4 separate regions of the Homo sapiens genome follow, and all the other regions are linked to region 1. A link is a contact called in ENCODE Hi-C or POLR2A ChIA-PET data. All regions are on one chromosome and are shown on one strand. Each heading gives the region's core, a stretch centred on a gene start or an enhancer-like site at or near the end of the contact. The rest is flanking DNA. Distances are from core to core; before and after follow the strand shown. Region 1 overlaps GRB10 (growth factor receptor bound protein 10). Region 2 has its middle 37 kb from the start of IKZF1. Region 3 overlaps IKZF1 (IKAROS family zinc finger 1). Region 4 overlaps SPMIP7 (sperm microtubule inner protein 7).

The links. Hi-C counts contacts between places; a loop is a spot of excess contacts on that map. ChIA-PET counts read pairs that join two places held with the same protein, here RNA polymerase II (POLR2A). Pooled maps may share reads with other maps.
Region 2: a loop to region 1 is called in a map with no recorded cell type, with 5 times the contacts of the local background. The contact joins two enhancer-like sites. A Hi-C loop is called at or near these places in 5 of 37 single-sample maps with no recorded cell type and 4 of 50 pooled maps.
Region 3: a pooled map shows a loop between it and region 1 (4-fold over the local background). The contact joins two enhancer-like sites. A Hi-C loop is called at or near these places in 2 of 37 single-sample maps with no recorded cell type and 2 of 50 pooled maps. POLR2A ChIA-PET finds 5 or more read pairs at or near these places in 1 of 52 experiments (CD4-positive, alpha-beta memory T cell).
Region 4: a pooled map shows a loop between it and region 1 (6-fold over the local background). The contact joins two enhancer-like sites. A Hi-C loop is called at or near these places in 3 of 37 single-sample maps with no recorded cell type and 5 of 50 pooled maps.

Annotation. Positions count from the first base shown.
Region 1 is chr7:50,591,820-50,595,699 of GRCh38, reverse strand. GRB10 (growth factor receptor bound protein 10) reads left to right here. Exons shown (of 19, transcript NM_001350814.2): 18 at 170-263; 19 at 2,602-3,880. The coding sequence ends at 2,748. Among named protein-coding and RNA genes, the nearest start is that of DDC, 28 kb to the right of the region's middle. Within about 2 kb of position 2,580, at least 2 of the 41 ENCODE cell types and tissues checked have a DNase peak (open chromatin) inside an H3K27ac peak, as active enhancers do.
Region 2 is chr7:50,266,033-50,270,036 of GRCh38, reverse strand. No RefSeq gene overlaps it. Among named protein-coding and RNA genes, the nearest start is that of IKZF1, 37 kb to the left of the region's middle. RefSeq lists an enhancer at 2,871-2,970. Within about 2 kb of position 2,401, at least 8 of the 41 ENCODE cell types and tissues checked have a DNase peak (open chromatin) inside an H3K27ac peak, as active enhancers do.
Region 3 is chr7:50,327,991-50,331,911 of GRCh38, reverse strand. All of the region lies in intron 3 of IKZF1 (IKAROS family zinc finger 1), which reads right to left. Among named protein-coding and RNA genes, the nearest start is that of IKZF1, 25 kb to the right of the region's middle. Within about 2 kb of position 1,499, at least 8 of the 41 ENCODE cell types and tissues checked have a DNase peak (open chromatin) inside an H3K27ac peak, as active enhancers do.
Region 4 is chr7:50,144,142-50,148,121 of GRCh38, reverse strand. All of the region lies in intron 7 of SPMIP7 (sperm microtubule inner protein 7), which reads right to left. Among named protein-coding and RNA genes, the nearest start is that of SPMIP7, 50 kb to the right of the region's middle. RefSeq lists a silencer at 2,286-2,335. Within about 2 kb of position 2,046, at least 3 of the 41 ENCODE cell types and tissues checked have a DNase peak (open chromatin) inside an H3K27ac peak, as active enhancers do.

The DNA of each region.
Region 1 (3,880 bases), core at 1,331-3,830:
TGTTGCCCCTAGAGGCCACTTAAATGCCAAAGCACTGCACTGAAGCATTGTGGCTCCAAGCCTGTGTGTGTGTGTGTGTGTGTGTGTGTGTGTGTGTAAGAGAGTGTGTGTGTGTGATTAGTTCCAGATTTTAAAATATTTTAGCAATCAACTATTTTCCCTTCCCCAGGCTTTTTCTCCTCCGTGACAGCCAGAGTAATCCAAAGGCATTTGTACTCACACTGTGTCATCACCAGAAAATTAAAAATTTCCAGATCTTACCTGTAAGTATTGATGTTCTCAGACCAGTCCTTGTGGTTTGTTTTCTGGTTTCATTCTTAATGCAATTTTCAAGTTATAAACCGACAAGACCGGTAAGTATCAGACAGTTTCAAGGCTGCAGTTAAGAAACTTTCAAGAATTTCTTTACAGGTTTGTCTTTTGAAATTAGAAAAACATTTCCCTGGAAATAATCCTGAAAGTGGTGATAGGGTGTTGAGGCCCCCCTTGAGCCTGTGAGCTCTTGGTTGCAGCAGAAAGGGTACTGATGGGGAGGATCAAGGTCGCAGGAAGGGGAGGTGGAGGAGAATTAGCTGAGGGCCCACAGCTGAAAGGGTACTGATGGGAAGGATCAAGGTCACAGGAAGGGGAGGTGGAGGAGAATTAGCTGAGGTCGCAGCAGCTGTGAGCACGTGGGTCTGGAAGGCAGGAGTTGTGCAGCAGGATTGCCTGTTGGCTGCTGGAGTCTGAGGAGTCTTGTAATTTGTCCTGGTGTACACCAGGGCTATCCAAGAAGCGTTAAGTGGCCTCCCAAAGAGTAATTTTGTTTCTCCTTCCACATGGTCCTTGGATCTAAAGACCATTCTCCCTTTGAACAATTCCAAAAACTTCATTACAGAATACATTAATCAACACTACTTTTTTTGACAAAGCACTTTATGTTTGATTCGCCTGATGTTTACCTCTCACTTCAGTATGCCACAGTTCAATTCTAGTTCATGATTAGAGTGCTAGATCAGCGCCTACAAGAATTCAGTTTAGTTGAGAATACAATACACAAAATTAATAGCAGCTGTTTACATGCTGAATTGATAAATTCTGCAGGTAATGATAATGTTTGTGAAATGCATCCTGTGGAACCCAAACTCTACCAAAAGAGGCTGGCTGGACAGTTTCCTCTCAGAGATTCAATCTGCATGTCAGCAAAGAAAAAGCTCTGAGAAGGCTTAAATTAACTAAACTCACCTGTTTTACACAGTTGAACCTGGAGTTCTTCAGGCTTATCTGACCCCCAGGACTTTGTTATGATCTCAAGAATCGTGTAGTGACTGGCAGCCATGGACCATACAGGATGAGGAGGGTGTCTTGCTTAGCTTTTGTGAGCCAGGGGAAGGCAGTGTGCCACGCACTGTCTTTTCTGTGGCTGCTTGCTTCCTGCTGTGTGCTGACATCCCCACCTTACTCGTGAGGAAAATGAGGCTCATGGCTGTCAGTGGCTTTTCCTGCACCGCACTGGGGTGAGGAACAGAATCTGGGGTTGAGCCCAGCCTTCCCAGCTTCCAGCCAACCTTATATGCAAATACAGGAATTACTGTCCTAGGGAAAGTGCTGCATAGACAATCCTTTTTGTTCTTCTACTGCATTATATTATTCACACAGTTATAATTCTTTTAGCTCAAAATATAAAATGAAAAGTGATTGACATTTTAGGCTGGATGAGTAAATTAAAAAAAAAAAAGAAAGAAAGGGGGCTTTCGTGGTAGGCAGAGTGTGTAATGCCCAAATCCTACAAGTAACAAAAGAACAGCAACTTGGGACTTAGGGCATTAGGTGTGCAGCCTCTGTGTGTGAAAACTGGCTGTGGGATGTGCTGTTAGCTCTAGCAATGGTTTTAGAGTTACGAAGTGGTTCCAAGCTCATTAATTAGCCAAGCCTTAAGGCTGACCTATTCCCTGTGAACAACACGACCTCCTTTCAGCAGTGTTTTGCACTGTACTACAGTCATCCAACTGAAAACTCACTGAGTTAAAATAGGTGTTAGGAATATGATTCTCTCTGGGAGATACTGTGGCATTCCCCTGCTTTAATAAAAATAACTGCCCCATATTCAGGGACCTAGGAACGGAATTTACCTGCGTGAGCTTATTAATCCCTCATAGCCACCCAACAGTTGCTTCATCATGGAGCAGAGTAAACCCCTGGGGCCTCAGGAGTTGGCTGAGGTCGTATAGTGAGGACCCAGGTTTGTGCAGTCTTCTCGGGGCATGCTGTGTGCAGTGGGTACTTACAAGTTAACTGGTAAATGTAATTCTCATGAGCTGGGTGAACTGGGGGCAACTTCGAGCCCTTCCCCTTGACCACCTTAGGGAGCAGGGGAGCTAGCTGTCCTCAGCAGCCTCCGCAGCCCACCCAAAGTCTGTCCCTCGCTCAGGGACATGGCAGCCCCCAGCACACATCCTCTGCTCCCGTCTTTCCCGCCCCTGGTGTTTTCTAGCCTACCTTGCCCTGTGTGTCCCTCTGGAATCAAATCATGGGCAGATGTAGCTGCTGCTGGCCGTGGGCCCCGTTCTGTTCCCTGAGGTGGCAGCCTCTAACCTGGCAAGTGTTCTTGTGTCTCTCCAGTGCGAGGACGACGGGCAGACGTTCTTCAGCCTAGATGACGGGAACACCAAATTCTCTGACCTGATCCAGCTGGTTGACTTTTACCAGCTGAACAAAGGAGTCCTGCCTTGCAAACTCAAGCACCACTGCATCCGAGTGGCCTTATGACCGCAGATGTCCTCTCGGCTGAAGACTGGAGGAAGTGAACACTGGAGTGAAGAAGCGGTCTGTGCGTTGGTGAAGAACACACATCGATTCTGCACCTGGGGACCCAGAGCGAGATGGGTTTGTTCGGTGCCAGCCGACCAAGATTGACTAGTTTGTTGGACTTAAACGACGATTTGCTGCTGTGAACCCAGCAGGGTCGCCTCCCTCTGCATCGGCCAAATTGGGGAGGGCATGGAAGATCCAGCGGAAAGTTGAAAATAAACTGGAATGATCATCTTGGCTTGGGCCGCTTAGGAACAAGAACCGGAGAGAAGTGATTGGAAATGAACTCTTGCCCTGGAATAATCTTGACAATTAAAACTGATATGTTTACTTTTTTTGTATTGATCACTTTTTTGCACTCCTTCTTTGTTTTCAATATTGTATTCAGCCTATTGTAGGAGGGGGATGTGGCGTTTCAACTCATATAATACAGAAAGAGTTTTGAATGGGCAGATTTCAAACTGAATATGGGTCCCCAAATGTTCCCAGAGGGTCCTCCACACCCTCTGCCGACTACCACGGTGTGGATTCAGCTCCCAAATGACAAACCCAGCCCTTCCCAGTATACTTGAAAAGCTTTCTTGTTAAAATAAAAGGTGTCACTGTGGTAGGCATTTGGCATATTTTGTGGACTCAGTCAAGCAACCACAGTCTGTTAATCATTTCTCTATGCTCAGATGTCAGATCCTCTTGTTATTAGTGTGTCTTGTTCTGCACAGTGCAGGAGACTTTATTCCTTTGGAAAATTCACTGTTCCACAAACAGCAGGCTGAATGGCCTCGCCTCTAGATTGACGTGGGCCAGCCTCCTTGAGACACACCTGGCACCCGTCATCGGCCAGCGGTGGATGCTGCATAATCCACCTGGGTACTTCAGCCTTGCGTTTCCACAGCCTTCAGCCTGTTCTAGAACGATCACTGCCTTACCCCTGCTGCTGCAGTGGTGTGAGTCGTTTCACGGCTGATGTCCCTCGGGGGATTAAAGGATCTAAAGAGAAAATGGCACCTGGTTGTCTTCGTGCTGTGTCTCATGGGTTTCCATAGTGATAAAGACAAGGAAACGCTGCAGGGGCCACAGGCACAGGCTGATA
Region 2 (4,004 bases), core at 1,152-3,651, 330 kb after region 1:
TGATATGGGAAATGTATCAGCTCCAATTTTAAAAGCTGAGAGCAGATGCCAGGGGCAGGATCCAGTGAATGGATCGGCAGTGAAATGAATGGCTCAGTTTCTCTCTACTTTTGTGGTCTGCCTTCTGCAGTGCCGGCCTGGTGGACTGCACTTGGTGGACCTTGGATCATCTCAGCCCTCACATCCAGACCTTGTATTCTCATGCCCTACCATTCAGAGAAAAGGATGATGTTTGCCCTTGAAGGTCTCCCACAAGACAAACTTCTTTTTCTCCAAGGCCCTAGCAAATATCCTTGCCTCTGATTGGATCCTAACCCTGTACAGGCCAAGGTAGTGTGATACCAGGATGGGTGTCAGCCCTCATGGCCACTCCTAAGCTGGTGGAGGAGTCAGTACCAATCATATCTCAGCTCAGAGATTTCTGAAAGAAATTCCAGCAGAGGTGAAGGCTGAAGAGTACATGAGGGATGCCCAGTAGAGGAAACCAGCATGTGCAGGACAGAAAAAAGTTACACAGTTTTATGTAGAGCCTAACAGGGGAGGATTGCAAGCATCTTAAGGCAGTGAGACTCCTGGGATGGAATGCCAGGCAGTGCAGACTGCCCTTCTGGGGACACACATCTCACACAGACAAATCCTGCTCTGGTCTGGTCTCCTTCAAACCTTGCCTGTCCCCTGTAAAGTATGCGCTCTTGCCCTTTCCCGCATTTCAAATGAGGAAAGAAGGCTGGTCCCTCTCTGGTACCCAGCAGTAGTGCTCATGGCAGCTGCTTGTTCATGGCTCCTGAGTCTCCCTGCACCTGCTATGTGTGTTTGCACAGCTCTAAACCACACTTGCCCCATGGAACAGCCCTCCTAACTGTCTTTCCAGTAGGTGGGAATTTCACTTCCTTATTTCCAGGCATAAATTATTGCAGATGCAAAATTGCGACCTTGTTTTAGACACAAGTGTTAAAAATATAGCTCTTAGATATTCAACAATACTTTTTATCCTCTCCTTTGAGCAGGAGGTGGCCTGAACTCAACTTGTTGGCCAATGAGGCCCTTGGCTTAGCAGAGCATGAATTTTGAGAGAGAGGTGGAAGGAGGTCAGTCTCTGGAGCACGTCATGAAGGTGGCATTTTGCTGCTGTTCCTCCTTTCATCCTATTCCTTAAGAATAACTACAATCTAAGATACTAGGCCCTATGGGGCACTGGAAGGGCCAATTGCCCACCATCCATCTTGCAAGGTAGTGGACACATAGGGTTACCTGGCACACCTCTGCCAGACAGGGCTGCTACATAATTTGTAGGGCCCAGTGCAAACTGAAATTAGGGGGTCCCTTGCTCAAATGGCAGGAAAAACATTTCTTCCTTCTTTCTGGGTCTCTCTCTTGTCATGGTGTTTTTTACTTGCTATTTAATGTCACATCCCTTGGACACAGGAATACTCATGGGGAGATTGCAGACACTCACAGGTACCCAGGGCCCTGTTCACAACTGTGTAGGCCCAACCATTCCCATGCACAGGCTCAGGTCCCCTCCCAGCAGATGGCAGTGGTTGCTGGGGGTTGCTTGGGCAGGTAGCTGAGAACCCATCCCTGGGAGGGGGAGGCACCTGGAAGGGAGCCCCACATGAGCAGAGTCTCCGAGTCCCCAATGCATGCTCCATTGCTTCGTCAGACTTTACGGACAAAACACAAATTCAAGGTAAATTTATTCACAGTTTCAAGACTGCAACCACAGAGCATTAACTGTAAAACCCTGAGAGACTGCACTGCTCGCAGGCCCATGAAGCTGCTCCTGTCACCAGGCTTAGTGGGTGGCTAGGGAAAAGAAAACAACCAAAAACACAGTGACTTGGATTTATCAACATTTGTAGGTTCATATGTTTGGTCTTTATGAGTTATGTGATCTTGAAAAAGTGGTGTAACCTCTCTGAACCTCAGTTTCCTCATCTGTGCATTGTGGCTAATCACTGCCCATGTAACAGGGCATTGTGAGGATGGAGAAGTCACAGAGTGCAGAGGCCTCATAAACTGGAGGGCACTGCCTTGGGAGGGGTTCCTACCCTGGGCAATTGATTGATTGGCTCTGGAGTTGCAGCTGCAAAGGCATGCTGGCCTCTCCAGTCTTGCAGTCAGGAAGGCTGAATGTGGTCAGCTGAGGTGCTCACTGCAGCCTCAGGCAGGCCTAAAGGTGTCAGCTGCAGAGTCTACTGCTGGCCTTGGCTGGCTACCTCTGATCTAGCATATTCCTTCTTTAACTGTTCTGCAACCAGGTAGGCCTCAGCTAGGCAAACCAGAGTCTTCTTGACTTCAAGCTGAGGAGCATCTTCTGAGTGCCTCCTGCAGCCAGACTCTTTGCTGAGCTCCAGGGATGGGGGATAGACATTGCTCTGTCCCCCAGGGGCTCAGACCACAAGCTACAGCAGTGAAATGCAGGGGCCTCGGGAGCCAGAGGAAAGTCCTGAAGAAGCTCGAGGGGAAAGTGTGCATTTCAGGCCCTGGGCTGAGTCTAAAATAAGGGAGTAGGCAGGTGAGAGAGGGAAGAGGGGCTCTGGATGGAAAGAGAGACTGCAGGGGCACAGGAGTAGGGGAGAAGCAACTCTCAATCGTGGTTCCAACTAGGTGGGCTTTTCTTCCTCATTCCATAGTGAAGCATCCTGGGTTCTGATATGACAGGTGGCAGCTAAAAACATCTTGGTTTTGCTTAGAGCTCGTTGTTGTGTGGTGGGAAGGTGTTCATAACAAGAAACAGCCTCCTCCTTTCTACACACCAGCTGAGCTAGAACTCTATCATGCAGCAGTGGGGCATTGCTACCAGAATGGCTGCTCTTGAGGGAAGGGGAAGACTGAAGATCAAACCATGCATGGTTCACAGTAATTGGTGCTCCTTCCCAGTTCCAGTTGAGCAATGTAAAAGAAGGTGACTAACAAGACATTAAACTGTGTGCATGTTTCAAAGCACACCCAGGACAGAGGCTCTCGGAACCCACAGGAGCCTGTGGTTTCTGAAATATGGGTGGGTGGCTTCCTGCAGCTGCAAGGCATGCTGGGGAGGGGAGATGAGATAGGCCGCGGCCCCGCCTCACCCCCTCTTCCCGAGTGGTTTGGCGCGGGTGTGCCCAGCCTGCTGCTCCTGGCCAGGCAGTTAGAGTGGAGGGAAACCTCCCGTTACCAGGAAAGCAAATAATGGGCAGATCAAATAAATCCATGTGGCTAAAATGCAAAAACAGATAGAAATCTATCTCAGGCCAGTGCCTGTGGGAGCAATGGGAAGAGATTCATTTTATTTTGCATATGTAGACAGTGATTTTAATGTTATGTAAATGCAGCCAGCGATTCCTAATTGCTCCTGAAATGCACGTGTCAGGGGCTCTGTTGCAGCACAGGTTGCTAATGATAGAAATAAGCTGTGTTTTTTACAAGGAAGGCTCGCGATTACCAGCTTTTGATTTTTCTTTTTTTTTTAAATTACAAATTTTAATTAGGACAAGCCAAGGCAATGAAGGTGGAGGGGCAGGACTGCAGAAGTGCCTGGGGTAGAGACAGCTCAGAAGAGTCACCTGGGCATGGAGAAGGGGTGCCACAGGTGGCCTTGCGGCTCTGGGTCAGCCTGAGAACAGACACTCCTGATTTCAAAGTGTAAAGTGTCATTCACCCCCTCTGAAGCACTTATCCAAGCTGACATACTGGGAAGTCAGGGTGGGAGGCAATAGTCTCTGGTTTCTCCAGGAAGATGAGCTGTGATGATCTTTCCCGGCAAAAAGCCGAGACTCTCAAGAGCAAAGTAGCATTGCACAGGGGCAAAGAATGACAGGAAAGTCACAAGTGTTGGGTGATGCAGACCACACACTTGGGGCAGGAAGAAGAGTTGGTGGAGCCCACCAGAAGGGAGGAGGTGAAGACCAGTAAAGGCAGTACAGCCCTGCCCCCTACCCCTCCTGCCCTGTGCTCCAGCACAAGCCCAGCTCTGTGACCCTCTTAACATAACACCCTCTCTGAACAGAGCAAGAGCCTCT
Region 3 (3,921 bases), core at 250-2,749, 260 kb after region 1:
TAAAGACCACATCTCTCCTTTAAGTCTAACTTAAATTCTTCAAGCAACACTTTAAATCCTTTGTTTCATTTTCTTCAGACCGGGAAGAAAATGGAGGCCAACTGAGGGCTGCAGGGCTGCTCTGCCCTCTGGCTCTGTCTCCTTCTCCCCAAACTTACACACAAACCTAGAATGTTCCTTCCACACTGAATGAAGCAATGAGGTGTGAAACCATTATTTGTTTATTCTGGGAGTGACTCACCAATCAGTATAACTTTGCACCCTCCTCATAGGGAACTGATTTCCACCATTCCCATCAATTTGTTTATTAATATGGTCTGTTATCCTTGTTGAGATTAGATTTGTCTAAAACTGAAGGATGCCAGTGGTCATAACAGCTCACAGCTTTCCAAAAGTGTTCCTTGTCACTTTCTAAAGCAGACACTCTTGCAATCTATTATTAGCAAATAATTTCCCACTTTTTTTTTTTTTTTGCATCTTTTAGCTTCTCACCATTTCTCCTTGAAATTTCAACAGTGGCAGCTCGACTTGAACTTGAGTCAGGTGGCGGCCAGCACCCTTACTCTGTCCTTTAGTCTTGCCCTATTCTAACAAATTCTTCCTTTCTCTTTTGGCTGTTTTCAGTTTGTTTATTCTTTGGACCATTTTTTTTAAAGTAAGAAATCCCTCTTCTATCCTTGGTGCTGGTCATCTGTTCTCTCCCTTTTCCCAAGTGAAGCTACGATAGCTTCATTTACCCTTCTTGTAAATCTTTGAAAGTTCTATTTTGCACAAGTTGCATTTCTTTTTTCTGTCCTTTTTACTTTGTGTCTTTGCTACTCTGTCTTCAACAAATTATGTCTATATATGTTCCATCTAACCCTCAAGGCCATTCTGTGATGCAGGTTCAGTTACTATTGCCACCTTCAAAAGAGGAAAGTGAGGCTCAGAGAAGAAAAGCCTTGCCAGAAGCTCCAGGCCAGGGAGGAGAGGGCCTGGACCTGTCCCTTCTGAGGTGTGCCTTACCCACAGGGCACTCTCCGCCCCTGCTGCTCACCCTGCATTTCAGCAACTCCATTTCCTCCTCTCGGCCCCACTGCTTCTGTCTTTTCATTTCCTGCTGTGCACTCCTTACAGTCCTTTGCACTGATGACTTATTCCCATGGAATAATGTGATGAAATATGGTACCCAGGTTATTCCCTTTATCCACGAATTCCCCTACCTTTTTATATTGTTTCCTAATGTTCTCTACATACTTCATTTATTTAATGCTGTACACTACAAATTAATGAACAGCCTGTCACCACATATGAAAGCTGGCTGGTTTCCTTCCAGAACCATGGAGGGTGGTCTCTAAACTCAGCTCTGTGAAGAGCCCTCTCTTCCCTCCATGTCTCCTTGGGCACTTCGGTCTTGTGGAATCCTCTCCCTCCTTCACTTCCTCTTCTCAAGCCTCTCCTTTGTGTCGTGCCTGGTTTGTCATGTAGGCTTTTGCATCTTTTTTGCTTTCTTTACAGTAACCTATCACTCCTGTGGCCTCTAGCCCCACTGAGGAGCATTCAATCTCCCAAATCATCTCAGTGCCCACGTCACATGGCTGTTCCCGCCTGTCCACAGGGCTGCATCAACTGCTATTTACAAGCAAAGCAAAGAGGTTTTCTAGGGTTTTTAAATTTCACAATTCTGAAATCATATTTTCTAAATTACATCCTGAAGGAAAAGTAGACTGAAAATCATGTCAAACATGATAAAGGGCAGGGCCAGGACCCATGGGCTATGACAAACCCGCCCCTGACTCCAAGGTGACACCTGTGCTGGGGGCAGCTGGGACCGAGGGCAGGACTTTGAACCAAAAGACAGCTCTGGGAACCCATCAGTAATGCCAACCAGATACTGGGTGATCTCCCACCCAGGAAAACCCACCAACAATATGACGTCCGTAAGGGACAGGATACTGACACTGTTTTGAAGGCACGTGTGCTATTCTTCACTCTCCAGGAATCGGCCTGACTTTCAGTTCTCTAAAGATGCCCTAGCCACGATGGCTCACAGCCTCTAAGGGCAGCTGCAGGGATTCCAGGGAGAGCCCATCTCTTTCTCCACAGCGACCCGAGCTGGCCTCCTCACTCTGACATCCAGGCTCTCTGTTCATTTACATGGTTAATGGATCATTTCTTCTGGTTCAGTCCCTGAGCCTCTGTGTTCTTGGGCAGGGTGTGAGCATCTGTTTGCTCCTGTGTTAAGCAGGAAGAACAGTACCCTTGGCGCTGGGTGCTTCAGGGACTAAAAAAATCAGGGAACATCACCACCCAATGACTATTCCTGTGCCACTTTTGCAAACTTTTATCATATCTATGTACTACTATTGACTTGATGTTTTTATTTAAACTGATTTTTTAATTTATATGAATGTGTTTTGAAAGGAACCCTCGTAGTGGTACAGTGCATGGTAAAACCAGTATCACTTGCAATACATAGAAGACAATCTCAAAAATAAATACATAAATTAAAATGAAACATGATCCTTTGCATCCCAACTTTGGAAAACCCTGAAATGATATATGTATCTTTCTTTGGTAGAATAGAGTAGATAATTCACAAGTTCATTTCTCTTCCCCTCTACTTTCCACATATAGTAGCCATTTTCCAATAGGGTAAAATAATTCATAAATGTACTTGTTTTCTGGATTCATCTACACCAAATGGCTTTAGCCACCATCTTTATCTGTTTGTGCCATTAACTGTGCTGCTGAGTTAAAAAAAAAAAGAACCATTATACCTAGTCCACTTGGTTTCTAAGACACATAAAAAACATACAAAATATGTTTTCTTTACTTTTTCTTTTTTTTTTTTTTTTTTGAGATGGAGTCTGGCTCTGTCATCCAGGCTGGAGTGCAGTGGCGCAATCTCGGCTCACTGCAAGCTCCGCCTGCCGGGTTCACGCCATTCTCCTGCCTCAGCCTCCCGAGTAGCTGGGACTACAGGCGCCCACCACTACGCCCGGCTAATTTTTTGTATTTTTAGTAGAGACAGGGTTTCACCGTGTTAGCCAGGATGGTCTCGATTTCCTGACCTTGTGATCCGCCAGCCTCGGCCTCCCAAAGTGCTGGGATTACAAGCTTGAGCCACCATGCCCGGCCCAAAATATGTTTTCTATACATGTAGATAAAATTCAGTTATCACATTTTCCCATTATTGCATTAGGATGTCCTATAGACATACAGTTGTGATTCTCATAAGCCTGAGAATTTTACATACATGTTCCCTCCTTGGCTATGGGGGCTTATGTAGCTGACCCACATTGATCCAGTCTACCTCATTTTACCTGTATGTCCTTCATATTCTTTTATGCCAATAGGTAGCTCTCAGTATCACAGCTCTTTCTCTTTTTAAAGAAGAAAACAGGTATTCCAGGGAACTGTTGACTCATTAGCTCATTAGAACATGGTATAATGGAGCGAGAACTAGTTTTTCAGTCAGAAATTCAGTTCAATTCTGACTCTGTCATTTCACCTTGGTTAATTCACTGAACTTCTCTCCGTCTTTGGTTTCTTGAAATAAAGAGGGTGGGTGAAGTTTTCCAAACACAAACTGTCGCATGTGTAAGTTAACCAGTGGAGTTGCAGATGGTTTCACACACACTTTTTTATGGAAAAGGTATGTAAATGTGTGCTTTGATTTTTTTCTAACATTTAAAAATTACCATTTATGAAACTTTCTATTTTCAGTTAAATCTGAAATTTAAGAACTAGAGATTAGAGGGATAACATAAAATGGCCAGATGTGGCTTGTTCTAACCCCAAACACTGAAAAGCACTGTTGCCAAAACACGTAAGTGTGTAATTTTCACGATCTACAATCCATAACATTTGATATTCCTGCAAGTGCAGTGAGGACAGAGGACAGTGACAGAGACGCGTCCCTGGGCAGGATTGCTCCTC
Region 4 (3,980 bases), core at 797-3,296, 450 kb after region 1:
ATCTTAAGTGCAACACAGCGACCTTATATTAAGAGGAGAATACTCTCTGGGGAACACTTTAGACTGCTGCTGATAGGAGATATTATTTTTCAGCTGGAGGGAACAAAGCTATTAAAGATACTGAAACATACAAGCCGGGAAATGGATTTCCAGGTTAGTCGCATGTTCAAAGAATTCCACTCCCCATTTGAGGAAAGTAGAGAGACGCAGAGACCCACTTAAAAATAAGAAGTCTTCATTTTTGCCTTTGCTCCACAGCTTCTAGTCCTTTAAATACCTTATTTTGTACTCCCTAGTTCCAAATAAGCCAGGATTTTGTTCACTAATTGATAAATTTGAATATATTATTGCCCAAGTCTACAATGAATTGGTTCTCAACCAAACATGATAAAATAGAAATTAAGTAATTTAAGAAAATCAAGAAGTTTAGTAACTCAGAAGAAGGGAGCACAGATGGTATATAAGTTAAATATGAGAGGAAAAATGTGGAGAAAACCATGTTATACGTAGAATATATGTATTGTATATGTGCATAAAATTTAGGCATGCATAGAAATTCTCACTCTACACTGTAAACATGACTAATAGTCATTGAGTATGTTCTATATTCCAGGCACCCTTTTAAATGCTTGATGTAAATTGACTGTTTAATTCTCACAACAATCTTGTGTCATAGGTCCTATGATCATGTCCATTTTATAGATGGAGAAACTGACACAGAGAAAGTCTAAGTATCATGGCCAGCACCAACCAAGCTGGCAAGTGGTAGAACTGGACCTCAGTGCAACTGAACTGAATAGGAAGGACCATTGGCATTACTCCCAGCCCAGCCAGGAGAGCCTCATTAGCTCACAGTGGGCTGCAATTATACAGGGTGGGGTGTAAGTGCAGGTTCAAATCAATGTGATAGTCTTTTATTTAGAGCCATTCTATATCAGCTACAGTTCTAGGCAGACATCAAGCTGACTTAGCTCCCAACAGCTTTCACACTAATACTTTTAATTTAAAAAATGCACATTTAAATGTTTAAAGATCCCAAGTGAACAAAGACCATGGATGCGACATAAGGGAGGGGGGTGTGAGACAGACACATTTAATTCCAGGGCTGCCCTGACCAGCTGTGTGAACTTAGACCTCAACTGAAGTTTTCTCAGGCATCCTCACCTATAATTGGCCATCAGTCAGGGTAGCTGCACTCCCTTGGAGGGTGCTGGGGGCGATGTGATGCAAGTAAAGGCCTGGCACAGTGCCCAGCATGCAGCAGGTGCAGACCCATGTGAGAGGAGCAGCAGGTCATGGATGGAAGTTAGGGTGGGCAAGGGGAGCAGAAAGTGGGAGACGGAGGAAGAGTAGTAAATTCCAGGCTTGGACTTTAAGGAGGGTCAGCCCAGAGGGCTGAGAGAAGGGAAGGACTGCAGAGAACTGTGAGGCAGATGTGGCTGGAGGGGAAAAGACAGGAGTCCATTGTGAGTTGGGGTTTGTCTGATTTTATTGTTCAATGACAAATGCAAATAAAACTGGAATCATTTTGCAATGACTTTGATCACTGGATTGCATTTTTCTGAATATCATAAGATGTCGTGGCCACAAGATATTTTTTAGGAATTGCAGGTTTATTGATTATTCTCTTCATCTGGTGGGTATATTCTTTCCTCCTGTGTTCTTGGGATCTTCAATTCTTCCATTTAGGAGGGAATGTAGAAACAGTATAACTCAAAGCTCCAAGAACCCATTATTTGCCAAAGGCAGAAGCCACGTTTAATGTGAGTTAAGGCAAGAGCTTGCCCTGGGGATTAAGAGGCCAGTTCTCTGGACTTTTTACCACTCATGAAATGAGTGATCTTGGCTCTTTATGCCATTTCCTCTGGCCTCAGCCTCCTCATCTGCAAAATGGGGATAGAACTTGCACCTTCATTTCTGGCCTCATCACACTATTTGAAAAACAAATGAGGGAGTGTGTGAAAGTAGTCTGAAAAGGCAGAAGTATTGGGCTGATCTAAGGAACTACTATTCATAGAGTTATTCTTTAACCTGGGTTGTGGTAAAATTTTGTTAAGCTGCAACACAGTCCAGCGACTGACAGGGAAGCCCCCTTTTCCATGGGAGACATGTGCCAGGGGCTGCCTGGGGGTCCATGTTGGACAATTCCTCTTTATTTGCAAATGCTTCCTCAGAGCAATCATTGAGGTCAAAAAGCACAGTAAATATGAAACCTTGTAACGTCCTTAGATAAAAGATTATAACTTAGTGGAGGATGGTACCTCATAGGCAGCTGCCTAGTTTGGAAAAACAAGCAAATGGTGACTGCAAGTGCTGGGTTTGGGTTCAGAAGGCATGGGCTGTGCTGCTCTGTTAGCTGGGCCTGCACCTCACCTTTGCTGAGCCTGTTTATTCTTTGGAAATACAAGTGTGAGATGCATATATGTTAGATCTCAGGGCTCTCTCCCATATATGTAAGATGTATATATATATATATATATATATATATATATATATATATATACACACACATATACACACACACACACACACACGCACATATATATATATACATATATATATATGTATATATAATCTACAATAGAGTCTGTTACAAAAGAAAAAGTACCCCAACACTCTTTCCATATCCTTGGGAAAGGACAGAGATCTGCCATTACAGATGATTCAATTTTTATGTTCCTTGTACTGATGACTCATGACTGCAAAGCACTGAAATTATATGGGACTGTAAAATGGTTACTAAAAGGGACTGAGCTTATCTTCAAACTTGTTCACCGAGCCCTTGCAAAGAATATGGATCTTATACTGAAGAGGATAAAAACAACAGATTTGAAAAACAGGATTCTTTTTTTTTTTCATTTTTGAGACAGGGCCTCTGTCACCCAGGCTGGAGTGCAGTGGCGCGATCTTGGCTCACTGCAACCTTCACCTCCCAGGCTCAAGCGATTCTCCTGCCTCAGCCTCCCTAGTAGCTGGGATTACAGGCGCTCACCACCAAGCCTGGCAAATTTTTGTGTTTTTTAGTAGAGATGGGGTTTCACCATGTTGGCCAGCCTGATCTCCAACTCCTCACCTCAGGTGATCCACCCGCCTCGGCTTCCCAAAGTGCTAGGACTACAGGTGTGAGCCACCGTGCCAGGCCTGAAAAAGCAGGATTCTCATCTCAGTCTTACCTTAACTTTCTGCTTGACACAGATTATAAGTGCGGATGAATTTGCATCATTTTAAAAAAATTCCTGAACACTACCCAGATCCGGTCAACAGTTCATGTTTGTTGAAGAAACAAAGATAATTGTTTAGCTATACTGAGCTTCAATAATTTTTGTTGAACCCAATGACTATTTTGGATTCTTTCTATTTCCTAAACTAGTCTCAAGTTATAATAAGTTAGGAACTGCAGTAGAAACTGCGTTAACATTTTGAGTTCCTGAACTCTAAATGCCATTTAGTAACTGGGCATGCCTACCAAATTCAAAAATAATTTTAATAAGAAAACTCAGGCAACAATTTCATTTTTAGTGATTTGTTCCAAAAGAATGCATGGATAAGTGTACAAACATATATGTAGAGGCTGTTTTTGCTATATTGTTTACAACAAGAAAAGTATTCAGGGCTTGGGCAATATAAACTTGTTATAGATTTGGTGGGATACATCTAGCCATTAAAAAGATTTTAATATGCAAAAATATCTAGTGCATATTTCAATCTTACATACACACATACACTCCACCTATCCATGCACACACAATACACTTGTACATATATGTTGCACACATTCATAAATGCATGAGGGGAAGAGTCTAAAAAGAAATCAAACTTTTAATATTGGGATTGAAAATGAAAGAGATATTTTACTTTCTACACTTCAAAAATATCTGAATTATTTTCATAATGAACACTTTTGGAAAAAAGTTATTTGTGGAGCTTCAATGTTACTATTAAAGGTGAGCATAAATACTGAGCATAACCATTGGCTCACC